2 separate regions of the Homo sapiens genome follow, and region 1 is linked to region 2. The links are chromatin loops, found by intact Hi-C in ENCODE. Cell type or tissue: sigmoid colon. All regions are shown on one strand. Links, peaks and the distances in the headings refer to the core of each region. The heading gives the core; the rest is flanking DNA.

The links. Hi-C counts contacts between places; a loop is a spot of excess contacts. Peaks named below come from ENCODE experiments on the same cell type or tissue, not always from the same donor. Only the 100,000 strongest peaks of a DNase experiment are listed, where the experiment ranks them.
Region 1: it touches region 2 in a loop (2.2-fold over the local background); 3 of 110 quality-filtered maps call a loop at or near these places.

Annotation. Positions count from the first base shown.
Region 1 is chrX:17,399,566-17,410,103 of GRCh38, reverse strand. All of the region lies in intron 1 of NHS (NHS actin remodeling regulator), which reads right to left. Among named protein-coding and RNA genes, the nearest start is that of MIR4768, 21 kb to the left of the region's middle. RefSeq lists an enhancer at 1-476. In sigmoid colon, for the core only: no CTCF peak of the experiment used is centred there; no DNase peak of the experiment used is centred there.
Region 2 is chrX:17,453,756-17,464,293 of GRCh38, reverse strand. The region is part of intron 1 of NHS (NHS actin remodeling regulator); the gene reads right to left. Among named protein-coding and RNA genes, the nearest start is that of MIR4768, 33 kb to the right of the region's middle. In sigmoid colon, for the core only: no CTCF peak of the experiment used is centred there; a DNase peak (open chromatin) is centred at 5,093; H3K27ac peaks cover 281 bases.

The DNA.
Region 1 (10,538 bases), core at 1,533-9,532, 55 kb after region 2:
ATTTATACTCTATGGACACTTGAAAGGCAACTCTCAGGATCTCAGTAAAAAAGGGTTTCATTCTCTGAATCTCACTCTAGGCACAGAAATACTGGCTAGGCAAGAAATCCTGGATGTTAGAGCTGTTTTGGAAGCAGCATTTTTCTAAAAAAGCATTAAGTACATAAAATTTCTCATTTGTGCCACAAGTTTTGCTCAAGTCCTACCCTGTTTACCTAGGCCTCATTATTACCCCATTATAGTATTAATCAGTGCCATTTGCCAAAGGAAAGCTTTAGCTCTCCTCCTTCTTAGTAAGATTGTTTCACCTACTTCTTTGAGGTTGGATGTGGCCATGTGACTTGCTTTAGCCAATGAAGGATGAGCAAAAGTGGTATGTGGCACTTCTAGGTGAAAACTTTGGAGCCAGTATACAATTTACTATATTCTCCTTTGTGACACGTGTCAGAATGAAGCCTCCATCAGTCCAGATCCAAGAACAATTACAACTAACAGAGCACCCCTGGTGACACCCCTTAGACATGTAGCGTAGGGGAGAAAGAAACATTTGTTATATGAGCCATTGAGATTTGGGAGATGTTTATTGTCATGGCATAACCCAGCTTATCCTGACCTTCCAGTTTCACCTTTTTACAACTGCTGCTCTGGCTCCAAAACAAGAGCACCTGTCTGTAATTGACAAGCTTAGGAGAATCCCCATGGAATAGTAATTTAAAAAAAAAAAAAAAACATAATGGAAGGAAAAGACAAGGGCACAGTAAACCTATGTTCAATTGACCATAGATTTTCATTAAGTGCTCCTGCCTGACTCATTTAAGATGCTTCACACACAGTACTATGCTTTTTAACATGAATAGTCTAGTACCATGTTTAATTATCATCACCTTTGTCTTGTTCGGGAAACAGCAGATGTTACAGTGGGCAACAAGTACCTTGTGTTATGAACTGATTGTTTGTACCCAAATTTCATATGCTGAAGCCCTAACCCCCAGTGGGGCTGTATTTGGAGACGGGGGCTCTAAGGAAGTGATTAAGGTTAAACAAGTTCATGAGGGTGGAGCTCTGATCCAGGTGAATTAGCATCTTTATCAGAAGAGACACCAGGGAGCCTGTATGCTCCCTTGCTCTCTCTCTCTCTCTCTCTCTCTCCTCTCTCCGTCGGTTTCTCCCTCTCTCTGTCTAACATGTGAGGATACAGCAAGAACGCAGTTATCTACAAGACAAGAAAAGGGCCCTCACCAGAAACTGAATTGGCAGTCACCTTGATCTTGGACTTCTCAGCCTCCAGAACCATGAGGAATTAATTTCTGTTGTTTAAATAGTCTAATCTATGGTACTTTCTATGGCAGCCCTAGTAGACTAATACATACTGGGACTAGTCAAATGGGCATCCGATGACATGAGTTGGTAATTACTTGGAAAAAAAATTCTCTCAGGGCTGAGGCACTAGAATAAAAGAAAAGAGCTTATCCTAAGGGAGAAGGGAGAACAAGTTGGAAGGAGGGATTTGAACAATCCTTGACAGACGGATGTTGTTTTGTGGGAGCTCAACAAATACTCCTTATGTACTGGGCACTGGGGATGGGGCTGGGGACACAAAGACAAAGGACACATGGGCCCTGACTCCAAAGAACTCATAATCTAGTGGAAAACACATAGAATAAACACATTGCTTCAATACCACAAACATCTACTGAGCACCCACCATGTGCTATTAAACATCACGCTGGGAGTTGAATCAAGCAATACATTAATATTGATCATCTGATCATTCTTTATAGAGGTGCATATACTGTTCAGGCAGGTACAGTGGCTCATGCCTGTAACCCCAGAACTTTGGGAGGCCGAGGTGGGAGAGTCGCTTGAGCCCAGGAGTTCAAGTCCAGCCTGGGCAACATGGCAAAACCCCATCTCTACAAAAAATACAAAAATTAGCCAGGTATGGTGGCACATGCCTGTATTCCCAGCTACTAGAGAGGCTGAGGTAGGAGGACTGAGTCCAGGAGGTGGAGGTTGCAGTGAGAGGAGATCACATCACTGTACTCCAGCCTGGGTGACAGTGAGACCCTGTCTCCAACAACAACAACAACAACAAAAATACATATACTGTTACGTTATGAGCAGAATCAATAAATAACGGGGTGGGTAGGGGCATGGGGAAACAAATGCTCCCTGGCCTCTTCACCACATGACAGCACTATTTTCTATTTTCTTCAGAATGTTGCCCCATCTTCTTGGGTCACTCTCAGTCTGGCTGACTTACCCTGGGAGACCTCAAGAGAGAGTCTGACCAAGATAGAGTCTTAGAAACAGTCAGTGCTCACTAAAAATGAACCAGTAACAACCAATCTTCAGCTCCACCATGTAAATTGCTTGGTTCAAATAAAAGGTTATATGGTCACATGTCTTAATATGCAATTCAAAGTAAGTGATCACTACACAGTATCTGAATGAAGCACACCATTCAGCTATCATGACTAGTAACAGAAGCAAATGTGAATTCTTACCTGAACACTGGCAAAATAATCTTCCCCCAAAAAAAATCAACACTCCTCAGAAAGAGCTTGCTTTTCAGAGCCTTTCCTAAAATCTTATGATTCAAGCCTTACATCCTCATGTCAGCCTCATTCAAGAGACCTAAAGCCAGATCATAAAAGACCCATAAGTTCACTGTTGGAGAAAAATTGGGTTATAATCCCTAAAAGAGGTGGTACAGATGCCATCCAAACTGTCTAGGCTTTTTATTACTATTAGGAAAATCAAGCAATTGGAGAAGGGCTTCAAAATATGGTTTATAGGGATGAGAAGGGAGGGTGAAAAAGGAAAACAAAATATAGTATTAAAAAAACAACACTCTGACACCAGAAGAGGAAACACCACAATCTCCCTGTAACTCTGGATTTACTACATTAATCTTTTAATACAGAAAGGATTTGCTGAGACAGATACCAACATAGATATTATTAGATGTCGGTCATGCTCTGCTTCTGCAAAAACAATGCATGGGAGATGATGCCAGCAGATGTAGGTTTCTCAGGTATACCTGAGCCGTTGGGAGGAAGGAAGGATGGAAGGTTTGGGAATTGACATGGCCCAGTCCTTCTTCCACAGGGAAACTTTCTTTCTGCTGTTAGGATTTTGATGCTAAAAATTTGGTGTTAGGTTCTGTGAGGTAAGCAACTCATCCTCACCCTCTTTGCCCCTGGCTGCATCCTCCCACATCACAGTCAACCTTTAGCTTCTCCCTCTTCCTCTGCAATGGCAAAATACAGAAACTAGACTATAATAGACTGGGGAAACTATAGCCTTCATCTTTAATTAGGTAGGATGGCAAGGTAACGTCAGCTTTCTGTCTGAGTAAGGTTGGGAGACAGCGTTAATGATTCCTGAGAGTGCAACAGTAGTGTGTCCTAGCAAGCGCACACACAGACATTTATTAAAACATCCTAGCTCCGTGGTGTTTTGTTTTGTTTTGTTTTGTTTTAATGAAAAAGAGTCCCATGGCACAACTCCACCTAGACACTGCTGTAACTAGCTGAGATGTGTGGTGCTGCAACCTGGGAAACATTTTAGCTGTCTTGGTTTTCTCCACCAACAATCGAAGGGGACACTGGAAGGCATGGATCCACAGCTCACAGAGATGTAAACATAGGGGAGGATTTTGTGGTAGCTTCTTGCAGACCCGCTTGTTTAGACAGGAAAATAAATGGCCAGTGTTGAGGGATAAGGTCAGTCATGAGACATATTTTCCAGTCTCCCTGACTGCAAACTAAGAGGACATCTTCTAGAAACTACTTTACCAATGTGGACAAGGGGGTTTGGGGTGGAAATGGCAGGAGAGGAAAAGCAGCCACGTGGTCTTGGGAAAGTCGTCTGAGCTACTTTGAGCCTCGGTTTTATCATCTGTAAGACTGACATAATAACTCTTGGCTTTCTTACCTCACCATGTTGTTACAAGGATGAAATGAGATAAGGTGTGGGAAAGTGCTTTAGAAAATTCTGAAGAGCCACCCACGATAAGAAGTTATTATATCCCAGCTCATCCAGAAGTTGTCTTTGGAGGCAAATTTTCAAACTAAATTGTTGGTCCATGCTAGCTCTCACAACGTGGTTCTCTTGCTTCTGCCTACCCACCTGGGGAATGAGTTCTCTTCCACCCATAGGGAACTGGATTGTGGGTGAAGCCTGAGTGGATGTTTCAGTTGAGGAAGCATGGCCTCAGGGATGCTCTAACTGTGAAACAGAGAGTGGACACGTCACGTGTGCTATTACACACCTGTTCTCTCTCAGGCAGGGGAGGGACAGGCAGCTGGGTGCATGCACCAGCATGTCACACACTGCTTCCATCAACCTACGAGGCACGTGTGGAAAAAGCTGACACTGTCACAGTCTACAAAATCCAGGAAGCAGTCCTCACTCCTCTTCTCTGTTACCTCCTCCTTTGTCCTCTCCAAAAAATGAAAATTCAAGATTAATTTTTAAAAATCTCTTTCCCTGTTGGATTTGAAGGAAAGCACCTCACTGGGAGCTGGACTCTTAGGCAGCACTACTCTTCTCTCTATCATTATCCGTAACCCTTCCAAGGTGCCCAGAGCCCTGAAATCCACTGTGATTAGTCATCACATGTCCCTCCTGATGATTAAACTGAATCACCTAAGAATCAAGATGAAACCTAGAATCCAAAGTTCACTCATTCAACAAATATTCACTCAGCTCCTACCACATTCCAGGCAGGCACTAACTGGTGGCATGCAGAGACCCACTACTTGCTCACCAAGCCTGCTCATGGCTAGATGACATTTTCCAGCAGCTCCTGCAGGTATATGCAGTCATATGGCTGAGTTCCAGCCAATGGAATATGAGTGGGGGTTTAGTACCCAACTTCCAGGCAGAGCCCATTAAAAACCTTCCTATACAATTCTCCATTCCCTCTTCTTCCATCTGTCTGTCAGATGCAGGCTTGGAAAGAGAGGACAGCCCTAGGAGATAAGAAAACTACAAAATGAAAGGGGCCTAATTGCCGAATAACAGTGTAGAAGGTTATCTACTGAACACCCACATTGAATTCCATGTGGGTAAGACATAAAACTTCTGTTGTCTTCAGATACTGAGACTTTTGGGGTTCTTTATTACAGAAATTAGCCTATTCTGACTATAGAATTGGGAGTACAAAGTGGACTAAGTCATGGTCCCTGATCCTATGAAGTTTCCAGTTTAGTGGAAGAGCACAAAAATGAGCAGGTAATTGCAATAGAGTGAGATAATTGCCACGGAGAGAGAGAGAGAGAGAGAGAGAGAGACAGAGTGTTACGGGCAACTAACTCAATGGGGAGGGTTAGTCAGGAAAGCTACCAGGAAAAAAGTGGTATCAAAGTTGGGACCAGAGGGAGCTGTATGAGGTGCTAGAGAGCTTGGCGTATAAGAAGGAAACAGAAGAATCTTAGAACTGGGGCCATGGCAATGAATCTAGGGAGGCAGAAGGAGAGATTAGGCTGGAGAGAGGCTGGGACCAGGCTCATATGGTCTTGAAAACCAGTTCATTTAGATATTATTATAAGAAGCCATGGAAGAATGTGAACTAGGAATTGTACCTTGCAAGATTTCACTCTGCAGGAGTGTAGAGAATGGATTAGGGGAGAATAAGGCAAGGCAAACATACTCACCAGTTGAAAATCTCTTCCAGAAACCAATATAGTGCTTCAGACTCTTAGACATTGACACCAACCCGGATCCCACCCTCCTTACTGCACACTTTGGTCATTGTTATTTAGACCTTTGGCCACCTTTTCTGAGGGCCCACTCTTAACAGAATCACTTCTCTCTGGCCCTGGTGCTCCCTCCCTTTCTAATTTATATCCCTCTTCCTGCCAGCCTGGCCTAACTCCCAGCATCCTTTTCAGTAAGCCCAGAGGGAATTACGACACAAAGCAAGAGGCTATACTATTCCGTCTTATACTCCTTATAAACAATGCCCATTAAACATCCAGCATTACACCAAGAGACAAGTGCCTCTGAAAACAAGGACAGGACAGCGAGGTGATTTTTACTACAGCATTAGCAGCCACACACAAGCAAACAGTCTGTCAGAAAGACAAGTGGCAGCTGTCTAGAAGGGCAGGCACAACCACTATAGAAATATAACTAAAATAGCTGCACCTGTCCGGGTAGCACTAGAAACTTATGAAAAGGTAAGTGGGGAGGGGGCTTCAATCTGAGGGATCCACCAGGCAATCTGGTTCCCAAGGAGAACTCAGGCCCCTCAGCCACAAAGGAGCAGATGTGGCCAGGAGTGAAGGACACTAAGAGAGAGGGAGCCAGGAAAAAAAAGATCAAGAAGGGCCTGGGGCAGATTTCTATTTAAAGCACAACCTTAAAAGGGGACAGAGTCTTATTTTTATTCAACCCTTGTCCAAGTGCAAAGAAATAGCAGTTTATTTCCCACATTCATCTCCTGCTCCCCTTTGAATGACAGTGTGGACAGCATGGCTACATTTCTCATTCTGTGGGTGAGATGCCAAAGTGTTCAAGGTTGCTCTAGTGTTTATTCCATCACCAGATATTACTGGTGGAGACTGGGCTACATTTACCAGCAGGAATGTGCCCCATAGTAGTACTTTCAACCTATGAATGTTCCACCAAGAACAGTGGGAGAAAATGATCCAGCCCTGCTCTCAGCCACGAAAACATGCCACCTCAAGCTGGGCTTGGAGCCTGCAATCGTTCTTTGTCCTTGGTCAGCCCTTGTAGCAGAAGCTGGCTAGCTGTTCAGCAAACCTGTTTATCTTTTCCTCCTGGACACATAAGTAGACTGTATGTGCCAATCTCTCCTGCAGTTAGGTGTGGCCATGTGACTGAGTTCTGGCCAAAAGAATGTGAGTGGAAGTAAAGAAAGTTACCTCCAGGCCTGTTCCATAAAACCCTCCCAGGTTCAATCCTCCATTCTCTTTCCCCATCCAGCATATGGGTGGGGAGGCCCAGGACCTAAAGATCCAAAAGACCAAGGACCAAAAAGATAGCAGAGACAAAAGATGGAAAGAACCTGGGTCCCTGAGTCACTATTTGGAGGAGAGCCATTGAGGATGGTCACCTGACCAAGATCAGACAACTGTATGAGAGAAATAAAGTTTTCTTGTGTTCAGCCACTGAAAGTTGGAGTCTGTTTATTACAGTAGCTAGCCTAATATGACTAAAACAGCTCCCTCTCTTATTCTTTTGAATGGGAATTTCAAATCTTCAACATTTTCCTCAAGCCCCCTAATACCCTCTACTCTTGGTAAAGGACATCATCTTATTTTTTAACAGCTTTATTGAGATGAAATTCACTCTTTAAAATGTGTAATTTGATGGTTTTTGGTATATTCACGGAGTTGCACAACCATTATCACTATCTAATTTTAGAATATTTTCATCACCCCTAAAAGAAACTCCATACTCATTAGCAGTCACTTCCCATTCCCTTCTTCCCAGCCCTAGACAACCACTAATCTACTCTCTGTCTATAAATTTATCTGTTCTGGATATTTCATATCATTAAGATCATGCAAATGTGTTCTTTCACTTAGCATGTTTTCAAAGGTCATCCATGTTGTAGCATGTATCAATAATCTTTATTGCCTTTAGTCACCTTTTTATTGACAATGTTTTATTGCATGGATATCCCACATTTTCTTTATCCATTCATTGGTTGATGGACATCTGTACTATTTCAACATTTTGCCTACTATGAATAGTGCTGCTATGATCAGCAATGTACATGTTTTTGTGTGAGAATATGTTTTCAGATCTCTTGTATATATATTTAGGAGTGAATTTGTTGAGTCATATGGTAACTCTACATTTAACATCTTGAGGAACTGCCAAACTGTTCCCCAGCAATGTATAACGGTTCCAATTTCTTCAGATTCTCACCAACACTTACTATTGTCTGCCTTTTTTATTTTATCCTTCCCAATGGGTATGATGATGTGGTATCTCGTTGTGGTTTTGATTTGCATTGCCTTGGTGACTAGTGATGTTGAGCATCTTTTCATGTGCTTATGGCCATTTTTATGTCTTCTTTGGAGTAATATCTATTCAAATCTTTTGCCCACTTAAAAAATTAGGTTGTCTTTTTATTGTTGAGTTATATACTTTCTTTATGTATTCTGGATACAAGCCTGTTATGGGTTGAATTGTGCACCTTGAAATGATATGTTAAAGTCCAATCCCCAGTACTTGTGAATATGACCTCACTTGGTAATAGGGTCTTTGCAGATGTAATCAATTTAAGATAAGGACACACTGGATTAGGGTGAGCCCTAGCTCCAATGACTGTTATCCTTATAATAAGGCCATGTAAAGACACACTGAGAAGACAGCACCATGCAAAGATGGAGACAGAATGTAATCATATGTCTGAAAGCCAAGGAACACCAAGAATTTCTGGCAACCACCAGAAGACAAGAGACAGGCAAGGAAGGATTCTTTCATAAAACCTTCAGAGAGAGCATGGCCTTGTTAACACCATGATTTTGGACTTCCAGCCTCCTGAAATGAGAAAATTAACTTCTGTTGTCTTATGCCACCCCAGTTTGTGGTAAGTAGTCACAGCAGCCCTAGGAAACTAATACAAAGTGCCTTTTCAGGTAAATGACCTGCAAATACTTTCTCCCATTTTGTGGGTTGACTTTTCACTTTGTTTATGGCATCCTTTGAAGGACAAAGTTCTTTATTTCTATGAAGTCCTATTTATTTTTTCTTTTGTCACTTGTACTGTAAGATTCATATCTAAGAATTAATTGCCCTATCCAAGGTCATAAAGACTTACTTTGCTTATAAGAGCTTTATAGTTTTAACTCTTAAGTTTAAAGCTATGACTGCTTTTGAGTTAAATGTTGTGATGATATAAGGAGGGGGCCCAACCTCATTCTTTTGCATGTGGATATTCAGCTGTCCCAGCACCATTTGTTGAAAAGACTATTGTTTCCCCCCATTGAATTGTCTTGGCACCCTTATCGATAATCAACTGATCATAAATGTAAAAACTTATTTCTGGAGTTTTGACTCTGTTCCATTGATCTATATCTGCATCCTTACACCAGCTCCACACTGTCTTGATTACTGTAGTTTTGTAATAAGTTTCAAAACTGGGAAGTGTGAGTTCTCCCACTTTGTCCTTCTTTTTCAAGACTGTTTTTTGGCTATTTTGGGTTCCTTCCCTTTCCACATTAATTTTAGGATCACTTTGTCAATTACTGCAAAAAAGTCAGCTGGGATTTTGATATGGATTGCATTGAATCTGTATATTGATTTAGGGAGTATAGCCATCTCGCAAACGTTGAATCTTCTGATCCGCGAACGCAAGATGTCTTTCTATTTATTTAATCTTCTTTATGTTCCTTCAATGAACTTTGATGTTTTTCAGTGCATGAGTCTTGCACTTTTTTTGTTAAATTAATTCCTAAATATCTTATTATTTTTGATGCTATTGTAAATAGAATTGTTTTCTTCTCATTCTCTCTCTTTTTTTTTTTCTTTTTGACATGGAGTCTTGCTCTGTCACCCAAGCTACAGTGCAGTGGCACAATCTGGGCTCACTGCAACCTCTGCTTCCCGGGTTCAAGTGATTCTCCTGCCTCAGCTTCCCAAGTAGCTGGGATTACAGGCGTCTGCCACTGCACCCAGCTAATTTTTGTATTTTTAGTAGAGACGAGGTTTCATCATCTTGGCCAGGCTGGTCTCGAAATCCTGACCTCGTAATCCACCCACTTCAGCCTCCCAGAGTGCTGGGATTACAGGCATGAGCCACCACACCTGGCCTTAGAATTGTTTTCTTAATTTCTTTTTCTGATTGTTCATTGCTAGTGTATAGAATACAGTTGAATTTTGTGTATTGATCTTGTATCCTAAAAGCTTCCTAAACTCATTTATTAGTTCTAATAATTTTTGTGGATTCCTTAGAATTTTCTACATACAAGATTATGTCATCTGTGAGTAAAGATGCTTTTACTTCTGCTTTTCCAATTGGATGCCTTTATTTCTTTTTCTTCCAATTGCTCTGGCTAGAATCTGCAGCATAATATTAAATATAATTGGCAAGAATGGACAGCCTGTCTTGTTTCCAATCTTAGGGGGAAAGCATTCAATCTTTCACTGTTAAGTATGATGTCAGCTGTAAGTCTTTCATAGATGTACTTCATCAGATTGAGGAAATTCCCTTCTACTCCTAGTTTGTTAAGTGTTTTTGTCATGAAAAGATCTGAATTTTGTCAAATGCCATTCCTACATCCATTTGGGTGATCATACAACCACACCTTCTTATTACAAAGAAAACAATGACCACTGAAAAAATTCAATTTCCAGCCATCTTCCCCATCTTATTTCACTGTAACAATCCGTATCTTTCTTCCTTCCCTGCCAGACTGTGAGTTACCTGAAGTTAGGGGTCTATCTTAGACTTATTTGTATCTTCAATATCTAGAGAGGTGCATGATACGTAAGAGTCACTCAACAATAAATGTTTGTGGAAATGATGAGGATAAATTTATCCCTCAGAGACA
Region 2 (10,538 bases), core at 991-8,990:
TTTGGAATTACATCAACCCTACAGGAAACTGGTGGGACTCAAAAAACAATACCCCAAAATGAAGGCCTCAGCAGCAGCCTCAGAAGCAAAAGTTTTTCTCTGACCTTCTCCTGCCTCTATCTCTCAGTCCCATTCTCTCCAAGGCTACCCATGGAAACTAGAATTCCTCTCCCCCAAGGCAGGTCATAGAAACCAAAACACCTTTTCCCCAAAGCCAGCCATAAACCTAAAAATACAACTCTAATTTTCACTCTGCTTTTCTGTGTAAAAATTGGCTACAAAGAAATTCTTGGACCTACTTTGTTTGACTGCAGGTTATAAGACCCCCATTCCAGAGGGTTCTGCCCCACACCCAGGAGAAAGGAATGCTGCTCAGAGAGGCCAAGAAGGATCTAGACAGACAGGCCTTGCTGGGTTTCCCCACTCAGTCTATCAGCATTCGATCAGGCCCTTTTTATCCCTGTTTCTCCAAAGCTCTCCATACTTTGTTAAGCCTAAGCATAAAAATGGACAATTTCCCCTGGATCTTTAGGTCTTCATCCTGAAGGCTCCCATGTATACATATTAAGTACATTTACATGCCTTTTTAACAGTTTAATCAATCTGCCTCTCGCCAGTGATTTTCAGTGAACCTCCAGATGGCAAAAGGGAACCTTTCCCTTGGCCCCAACAAAATCAAGAGGCAAAAATCTGAAAAGTCAGGGATCACAAGAGGCCACAGCAACCCTGGAATATCAGTTTCAATAATATCCTATTTATCTGGCCTTTCAGGGTATGATATGCTTTACCCAAGAAATACTAATATCATCATCATGATCATCTATGACAACCTTTCCAAATTACATTATTTAATTCCTTCCTCTGAACACCAAAGCATATAAACCTAATCTAAACTTTCTTCCTCCGGGGGAAAAAAAAAAACCCCACCATTATACCAAGTAGCAAGACAATGACCTGCCCTCCCCCCCAGCAAATCCCCAGGAGCTATGGTGCTTTTTATGGGCTATTTGTCTCTACATCAACTGCCCAAACTCTCTTACTTTGAGTTGTTGTGCTTTTTGGTAAACTAGTTCTTCGGAAATTTCCTTCATTGTCCTATGGTAATGAGCTTATAAGCTGTTGTCAGATTTTTTACTTAAGTCCATTTTAATTGCTTTGCTAATTTATGCAAGGTGGAGACCCAGATGAGTGAGCATGGGAGCATTGCATGGGTGCCACATTGCACAACCCAGTGTGCTATTTGCATCACAGCTCATGCTACTGGTACCCCTTGGAGTGAGGGCAGTGCACAGTCAGCTCCAACATACACAATGGACAAGAAATATCAATATCAACCAAAAAACTTCCCCAGCAAATACATGGGCTTTGTGACAATGACTCTAGATGCTCTGCTCTATGCCCCTTATTCTTCTTTCTTATTATTATCATCTGTGTTCTGGAGAGTTTTCAGATCCCCCTCCCCCATGTCTGTAAATTGAGACTGTGAAATAAAGTGTAAATAAGTGAAACGATGCCGTGAATTAGATAAGACAGTTGACCCTTCAGACCTGGATTTGAATCTTAAATTGCCCATATACTAACTGTGCAACCTCTTCAACATATAACTTACTTCTTGGAGCTTTGGTTTCCTCATCTGTGAAATGGGGATAAAAGCAGTCTTTGATGGATCAGATTGCCTTGTACTTTCATAAAGTACATTTCAATGTACTTTACATATATTTAAATACCATAACGTATGTAAAGTACTTGGAACAGTGCCAGGCACATCCTAGGTCTTCAATTAATGTTACTACGTACTAATCATTATCCCTATAGTTTGGTGGCACATCAACTCAATTTCAATAAGCTCATAATGGGCAGGATGTTATAGTGGTTAAGAGCCCACAGACTCTGAAGCCAGACTGCCTGGAAAAGAATCCTGGGGCCACCTCTTACTAGTTGTATGATTTTTAGCCAACTTCTCACTTTACTTCACTTCTCAGAGCTACAAGTCATTCCTCTGAAAAATAAGGGAAAAAATAACACCTAGCTCTCAGAGCTGTTGTATGGCTTAAATGAATATATATATAGTACTTAAATAGTACCTACACTCTGTAAACATTTAATAAATGTGTTGGCTGACCTTGTCGCTATTATACTCTCTAACTTGGTGGATAATTATTTAAATGGCCACAAATTCATCCTTTTTCTGCATTAACATCCTTGCAATATAACATTGCAGATCTCCCATCATGATGTAGAATCTATTTCTTCACTCATTGAATCTGAGCTGACCATGTGACTTGCTTTGGACAATGGGCCATTAGCAAACATAATGCAAGCAGAGGCTTGAAAAGAGGCTTAGGAACTGGGACTCTGTTGTTGCTCTTAGGAACCCTGTGTCTGTCTACCTTGTGAATGAGCCGAAGCTAGTCAGCTGAAGGATAAGAGACCACATGGAAGAGAATTAAGTCACCCTGACCAATGGCCAGCCAAAAGCCAGATCTGTGGCTCAGCCACAAGCCCTACTGGCCACAGATGCACGTGAGCCCAAAAGGTTTGCTGAACCAGTCCAGAGCAGAAAAACTGCCCGGATGACCCACAGAATTGTAAGCCAAATAAATGGTTGTTGTTTTATGCCATTAAGTGTTGGGGTGGTTTATTACACAGCACAAGCTAACTGTAACAGGCCTTGTAGAGTCTAACATGTAGTTCCATGTACCATTCTTACTTCTGATTCCCTGTCTGCCAGGCTTCTGTGGCCAGCCCAAGAACTGGATGTTGTGAAGCAACTAGTTTTTCTAAAGAGAACAACCCCTCTTTAAGACATGTCTATTAAAAACAGCTTAAGAGGAAAAGCTTCTTGGTGTAATTATAGTCACACACATGGGATCTAAAAGTTGGAACACACCAAGAAAAGGACTTTGTGTTTGGAAGGGACATGATGACAAATGGTGGGCTCTAAATAATTCCAAGCTTCCATTCATGGAATTTGGGATTGATTAGGCCAAGGAGATGGAACTAGCTCAATGTTACCTCCCCTGAAAAGCTTTCCTTGGCTCTTCTCACTACCATCATTGTCTTGTTGACTTTCGATACCTGGCGTGTGCATTTAGGCTTTGGATCACATGGAATTCTGTGTGGCCCTAGAGAATCCACTTGATCACGTGGATCTGAGTCTTCTCTACCAAATAAAATGCTACATTCCTTGAAGGTACAAAACCTGTCTCAGTCCATCACAGTACCTAGCAAAGTTCCACGCACAAAGTAGGTATTCAATAAATTCAGTGGTCATTATATCAAAGAAACTCTCCAAGTTAGAAGTGAATACATATTTTGTACCTATGGAGAGGCAACATAGCAAGAGAGCCCAAGAGCACAGATTCTGAGGTCAGACTCCCTGGGCTTGAATCGTTACCCCTCAACTTCCTAACTGTGCCTCAGTTTCCTCATCTGTAATTGCTGATAACAGAAGCAACTACCTCATGGGGTTCTTATAAGAATGAATTGAGGTTATAAATGTAAAGCACCCTATCTATATAACAGAATGCCATTTGGCAATCAAAAGGAACAAACAGAAACATTACTCTCAGTGAAAGAAGCCAGTCACAAAAGATCACATATTATATGATTCAATTTACATCAGCTGTCCAGAAAAGACAAATTAATAGGGAGAGCAAGTAAATTAATGGTTGTCTGGGGCTGGGGGTGTGATTTGGAATTAACTGTAAATGGGCATAAGAGGTGACAGAATCAGATTGTGAAGATGGTAGCATTTCTCTGTAAATTCACTAAAAAAAAAAAATCATTGAATGGTGCATTTAAAATAGGTGAGCTTTCACCAGATCTGATGATTTTAAAAGTGGCGGTTTCCCCTGTGTACACTCTCTTGCCTGCAGCAATGTAACATGTGCTTTGCTTTCCCTTCACCTTCCACCATGATTTTAAGTTTCCTGGGGTCTCCTCAGCAGTGTGGAACTGTGATTCAATTAAACCTCTTTTGTTTATAAATTAAAAATAAATAAATAAATAAAATAAAATAGGTGAGCTTTATGGCATGTAAATTATATCTTAATAAAGCTGCTCTGAAAAATGTAAAGGCTTAGAGAACAGTGCCTGACCTAAAACAGGCACTAGGTAATTGTTTATGAAAAATAAATAAATAAACATTGTACTTGGGAAAATGTGGGTATAACAGTGTTCCCTGGATGCTGAACCATCTTCATCTTTCTAACCTCTTGTTCACCCAACCTCCCCCCAACAGGGATCTAAAGCTGGGGATCCTCTTCCTATGAGCCCAGGATGCTGCTAAACCCAGCCATATGTGTCTCCTTGGCTGCTACTGTCCCTCCCACTGCCAAAACTCTATGCAGTGTATTAAATGCCTCTTGTTTATAAAGCTCATGATGCCAAGCTATATTTTATTATATTGAGCCAACTGCTCTTATGCAAGTTTTCTCTTTTGGAAGGGGGTGTTGGGAGGAGGGAATGATCACACTATTGAGGAAGGGAGATTCCTTAAAACCATGACTCCAAAAGCAGCTGCTGATTACTCACAAAAACCCACACATCCTTGTCCTTAACAAATGTTATGCCACAGGGTAGCTTTAGCCCTGATCAAAACACGGACAACAATAGCCTCTTGGTCAGAAAGGAAAAAGGAGATAGAGAGGGAAGGAAGAGTTAAAGAAAGAGAAAAGGAGAATAAGATGAGAAAGAAAAAACAGTTTGAAATAGATTTACAGCAAGGCTCTGCCACATATGCAGGAATAGGGAGGGCTTAATTTGTAATAAGTCCCTGGAACAGAAAAGAGTCCCAAGCATACAATTCTTGTAAACTTGTGGCTTTAGCATCTTGCCCCAAACCATCTGCACAGAGTTCTCAGCCCTTCTGTGAAATCATCACTCCACCCTGTTTTATCTTCTGGCCTTCATTACGAACTGGCCCATTCACTTGGTTCCCATCAGGTTTCATGCTCAGTTGCTCACCATTTCCCACATTGATGCTGATGGAGTCTATCTTCCCAGCCATTTAAACACATCCATCCAAATTTTCTGAGAGGGAAGGAAATACGACTCCACCTCCTCACAGTCTCCGCAGACTTGGCAAAATGGATGCTTGGAGTCATGCCCAGACCTAGTAAGACCAACCCACTTTCCCTGTTCATACAGTAATTTATGTATGCAATCAAGCAAAAATTATTTATTGAGCAATCACACATGACAGAACCTGGCTTCCCTATCCTTAGCAGTGCTTCTCAAACTGGAGCATGCATGGGGACCTCCCGGAGAAATGCTAAAACACAAATTCCTGGGTCCCACCCCCAGAGCTACTAGTGCAGTAGGTCTGGGGGTAGAGTCCAGAGTCAGCAGTTCTAACAAGCTCCCAAGTGATGCTAATGCTTCTGGTCCATGGACCAAACTTAGAGTAGCACTGCTCCTGGGGTTACAAAGGTGAATAATAGGTGGAGTTTGCCTGAAGTAACTATAATCAATTACTGGACCCAAAGAATGCATGCACAGGCCAGGTGCGGTGGCTCACGCCTGTAATCCCAGTACTTTTGGAGGCCAGGGCAGGCAGATCACCTGAGGTCAGGAGTTCGAGACCAGCCTGGCTAACATGGCGAAACCCCAACTCTAATAAAAATATAAAAATAAGCTGGGCATGGTGGCAGGCACCTGTAATCCCAGCTACTCGGGAAGCTGAGGCAGGAGAATTGCTTGAACCCGGGAGGCAGAAGTTGCAGTGAGCCGATATCAAGCCACTGCTCTCCAAACTGGGCAACAGAGTGAGACTCCCTCTCGCGCCTGTAATCCCAGCACTTTGGGAGGCCGAGGCAGGTAGATGACTTGAGGTCAGGAGTTCAAGACCAGCCTAGCCAACATGGTGAAATCCCATCTCTACTAAAAATAAAAAAATTAGCCAGGTGTGGTAGTGTGCGCCTGTGGTCTCAGCTACTCAGCAGGCTGAGGCATGAGAATCACTTGAACCCCAGGGGGCGGAGGCTGCAGTGAGCCGAGATCTCGCCACTGCACTCCAGCCTGGGACACAGAGCAAGACACTGTCAAGAAACAAACAAACAAACAAACAAAGAAAAAGAATGCATGCACACACAAACACATGAAAAACAAAACTTTAACACCAGGTAACACATGATGAGCCTTAGGAGAGACCCAGACAGCAAGTGAGAGAAATTGAGAGAAAAGGTTGGGCTGTATGCATATATCTCCATACATGAGTTCTTCATGGGCAAAAAAACCACATTGTATTCATTTTTCTACTTCTAACACCTGGCACATAGTAGAGGCTCAATAGAATATTTATTAAATAAAAGAACAAATATAAATATAGGCATTTGTTCATTAAATTTATGTACCAAAGTTTCATGTCTTGGTTGTGCATTTCTCTGCCTTATCAAAAATCAATGAGTCAACAAGCACTGAAAGAGCACAAGGACTGTGTCAGGCCTGGAATACATTCTGTGCTGGATCCCACAATGAACATAATATACATGGTTTCTACCCTCATAAAGCTGAGAGTCTGAGGCTTCACTGTATATGATGCTCTCCATACTTTAAATCTTAAGCCCACTGGGTCCTTTTCTGAGATCTGCCTTGAATATCGCAGTCTCCAGCTCTAAATCCTGGTCTGCTGGCTATGGATTTTGGGGTAAGTTACTTAACCTCTGCTATGGTTTGGATATTTGTTTCCTCCAAAGCTCATGTTGAAATTTAATCTCCAATGTTGGAGGTGGGGCCCGGTGGGAGATGTTTGGGTTGTGAGAGTGGATCCCTCATGCATGCTTTGGTGCCCAGGAGTGAGTTCTTACTCTATTAGTTCCCATAGGAACTGATGGCTAAAAAGAGCCTGGCCCCTCCCTCCACCCCCTCTCTTTCTTCCTCTCTTGATATGTGATGCCAGGTGACTCCCTTCACCTTCCACTACGAGTAGAAGCTTACCGAGGTGCTCACCAGAAGCAAATGCTGGTGCTATGCTTCCTGCACAGCCTACAGGACTGTGAGTCAAATAAACCTCTTCTCTTTATAAATTACCCACCCTCAGGTTATCCTTTATAGAAACACAAATGGACTAAGACGACCTCTCTGTTCTTCTGTTTCCTCATCTCTAAAATGGAAATAATAGGATAACTGCCATCACAAGGCTAGAATCAAGACTGAGCTCATTGACATAATAAACTTAAAACAGCACTTGATACACAGAAAGGGGTTGTTAAATGTTCACTGTTAATTTTTGTTTGCATTATTATTATCAACACTATCTTCATCATCATTATCATTAAAAGCTGACCCCCTCAAGGGCAAGATACATCTCAGCTTATGGAGTTTGAGATAAACAAAACAGCCTTCTGGGCCTCAAAAATCCCAGCCGAGTCCTACAGCTTTCTTTCTTCACCCTATTTGGTTTTCCCATCCTCTCCCAATCCGCTCTTGTAGCAGCTTCTTGAAACATCCAACCCATTTACAAATCAGAGCCATTGCTGTGATGGCTTGAGTCCAGGCCCAAGCTGGCAGGATCAAGAAAAGACAGGCCCCTCTCATTCAGCCACACATAGCCTACTTGTCGCCCTTTTGGAAACCAGTGACTCAGATGTAACTCTCCTGCAAGGTAGCAGCTGGTGGGCTTTGGCAAAGCACACAAAGGGAGTGCATTCTCTCTCCCAGCGACCCAGGGCACCAAGGAGAAGGTCTTAACGCGGCGCTCATTCATGTTTTAGCCTAATTAAAATGGCATTACCAGTTTCAATAGCAGGTTTCTTCTGCCAGCTGCAACTGGTTCTCTTCTCTGCAGCTTTTTCTTCTTGTTTTTATAGTTTATTGATCCCCAACATGGAACTTGAGGAAGGTTGGATTAAAAAATAGCAGCTCAACTCTCTTTCCTCTCTCCCTTGTCCTGTTTGAAATCTCAGATCTGCAGATAATTATTTGCCATCTCTGTTTACCTAAACTGGCTCGGAGGCCTCACAATGGGCAAATTTTTATAAACCAATAACCCAGACTCTTCTAGATGAACAAATGGACTTCATTTTATAATTTGGCATAAGATCTCCCAGGGGCCAGAAGCCTAGATTTTATACAAACCAAGATGTGTAGAGGTATACACATTTATGTCTGTATGCATAGATCTCCATACATGAGTTCTTCATGGGCAAAAAAACATATTATATTCGTTTTTCTACAAATGAGCTTGGCTGCTTCAAAAAGACACAGCGTCTCTTCTGGTATCTGGCAGGCTGAGGTGACAGGTAATAAAATGCACCTCACAGCCCCTTTGTAAATTCTAAATTCCTTCCTCTCAGGAAGGGGCTGCTTGCCTGCAAATATCTCCAGGAAATTTTGTGAAGAACTCCATTTTGCCTGCCTTAGCTACAAATTACACACCACCTTGCAGTCCATGGTTCAAGAGCCCTGTAGTAGCAACATGGTGGCATTTAGGGAGGGGTTCAACTGCCACATCAAGCAAAAGCAGCTCAACTCTGAGTTGAGATTTACAAGAACAGGACAACAGGGTTTAATAATATTTGGGATGGAAAGTGAGGAGACAATGATAGAACAAATGACACTCCAGTAAATCCACTACCGTGAACCCTAGTCCTTTTTTTCCATCCTCTGGTATTTATTCTTTTATCCATTTGCTCGTGTGTTCGTCACAGGTTTATCAAGTGCCAAAGAGACTATATGTAGTATGCTAGTTGAGGGCATGCGCTTTGGGTTCAAGCAGACCTGCTCAATTTCCAGTTCTACCACTTGACCAGCTGTGTCCTTAGTCAAGCCACTTGGCTTCTCTAAGCCTCAGTTGCCTATGTTCAATTGAGTATGGTTGTTGGAGCTAAATGAGACTATGTACATAACACCTGGCACAGTTCTCTGGCATAGGAATGAGCTATGGAATATGTTATCATGATAATGGTGATGATGTTGGTGATAGTAAATGGTGGTGGTGATGTTAATGACCATGATGATGAGGAGGAGGAGAAGGAGGAAGAGGAGCTGTCTTAGCTATTGGGAGGTAACCAGGGGTAGCTATTAGTCTTGTGAAACTCTTCTTCCAACACCAACATTTCTAGTATTTTTTTGTATGAGAAACTACATTTGATCCTTCCAAAGCCCTGGGATTCCAGCTCACAGTTGCTGGGGATGCCAGCCCCTGACAAAAGTAGTAGAGGGGAAATTAAAGGGCAATTCCACTTTACTTTTCACTATTACCTATAACCCTCTCTCCCCTCTGGCACCCTCTGGGATAGCCATATTAAACCCATGTAAAGAAGGAAATCTGCACATATTCCTCATGCTTAAGCTTGGAGCTCAACCTCTAAGAGGTAGAAACCAACAGGAACCCTGCTCTGATTGAACATAAAATTAAACTCTCTTATTGCAATTTGACAGATGACCATTAGCGGTATTCTAGGCACAGAAACAAACTCAGTCCCTCAGGCCCTTCTCTTCAATGAACACCAAATGGAAAGACAGCAAGAAGAAATTGACATGAAGCTCTTATGATGGAGTCCGTAGATGCCTTACGATATTCCCTTGTGCACTCATAAAATTTTGTTCTTCTTCAAGTGTTTTCATACCCTTTGATGCTCACAGGAATTCTAGAAGGCAACTTAATACTGAACTCATTTAACAGATGAATAAACTGAAGTGGACAGAGACAATATGACTCCCGCAAGATCACAGAGCTGTCACTAGAACAGTAAAAGTTAGAACTTCGGTTTCCTTATTCCAAACTTGAGTTCTTTTCACCAAGTGGCCTTCTAGCCAACATTCAGCTGCTGAACTGAGCTTGTAAATCTCCACTAGCAGAATGAGCGAATGGATTGCTTGTGACTAGAATAGAAAGGGAGTCAGTAGCTCTGAGTCAGGTACCGGGAGAACCTCAGAAGTAGCCTATGTGAATGTCCACCTGGGATTGCCAGTGACTAGGACCACTGACCAGATGGTGTCCATGAGGAGTTCTTGACTTGCTGTAGCCCATGTTTTCTGTGGTCTCTTCTGCCCTGAGTTTATTCCTTCATCCCATCTACCCAGCATCTTCCTTTACTTGGCTTTCTAGTGGGAAAGGACTGGTTAACCAATGAGCTTCAATGCTATCAAATAGCCTATAAATCAACAGGGCTCCAAAGACTCAGAGTTGGGCTCCTATACAAAATTTGCCTGCTCTACTTCCTTCTAATCCAGGAAAGGGAAGCATCAACTTAAGGACTCATATCATTCAATAACAATACAAACATGTGGGGCTGATTAACAATCAGACAAGAAGATATGCACTCTGTGGAGCACACTCATAGACATAGACATACCATGGGTGTGGGTGCATCAGGATGGCTTTAATTAAAGGCCCCCTGCTGCCATCTTCTTTAAGTTACTGTTCTACTTGCATAGCTTTGTCTCTTGACTACAAATCACCTGAATCATCCTCCCCAGGATCACTGTAAGATTTCAGCTTCAGGATTTCCCTCTCTCAGACTGATACATATCAGTAGGAACTCCTAGAGTGAGCAGTGACCTCCATGATGAGTTTGTTCATCAAAGGATTA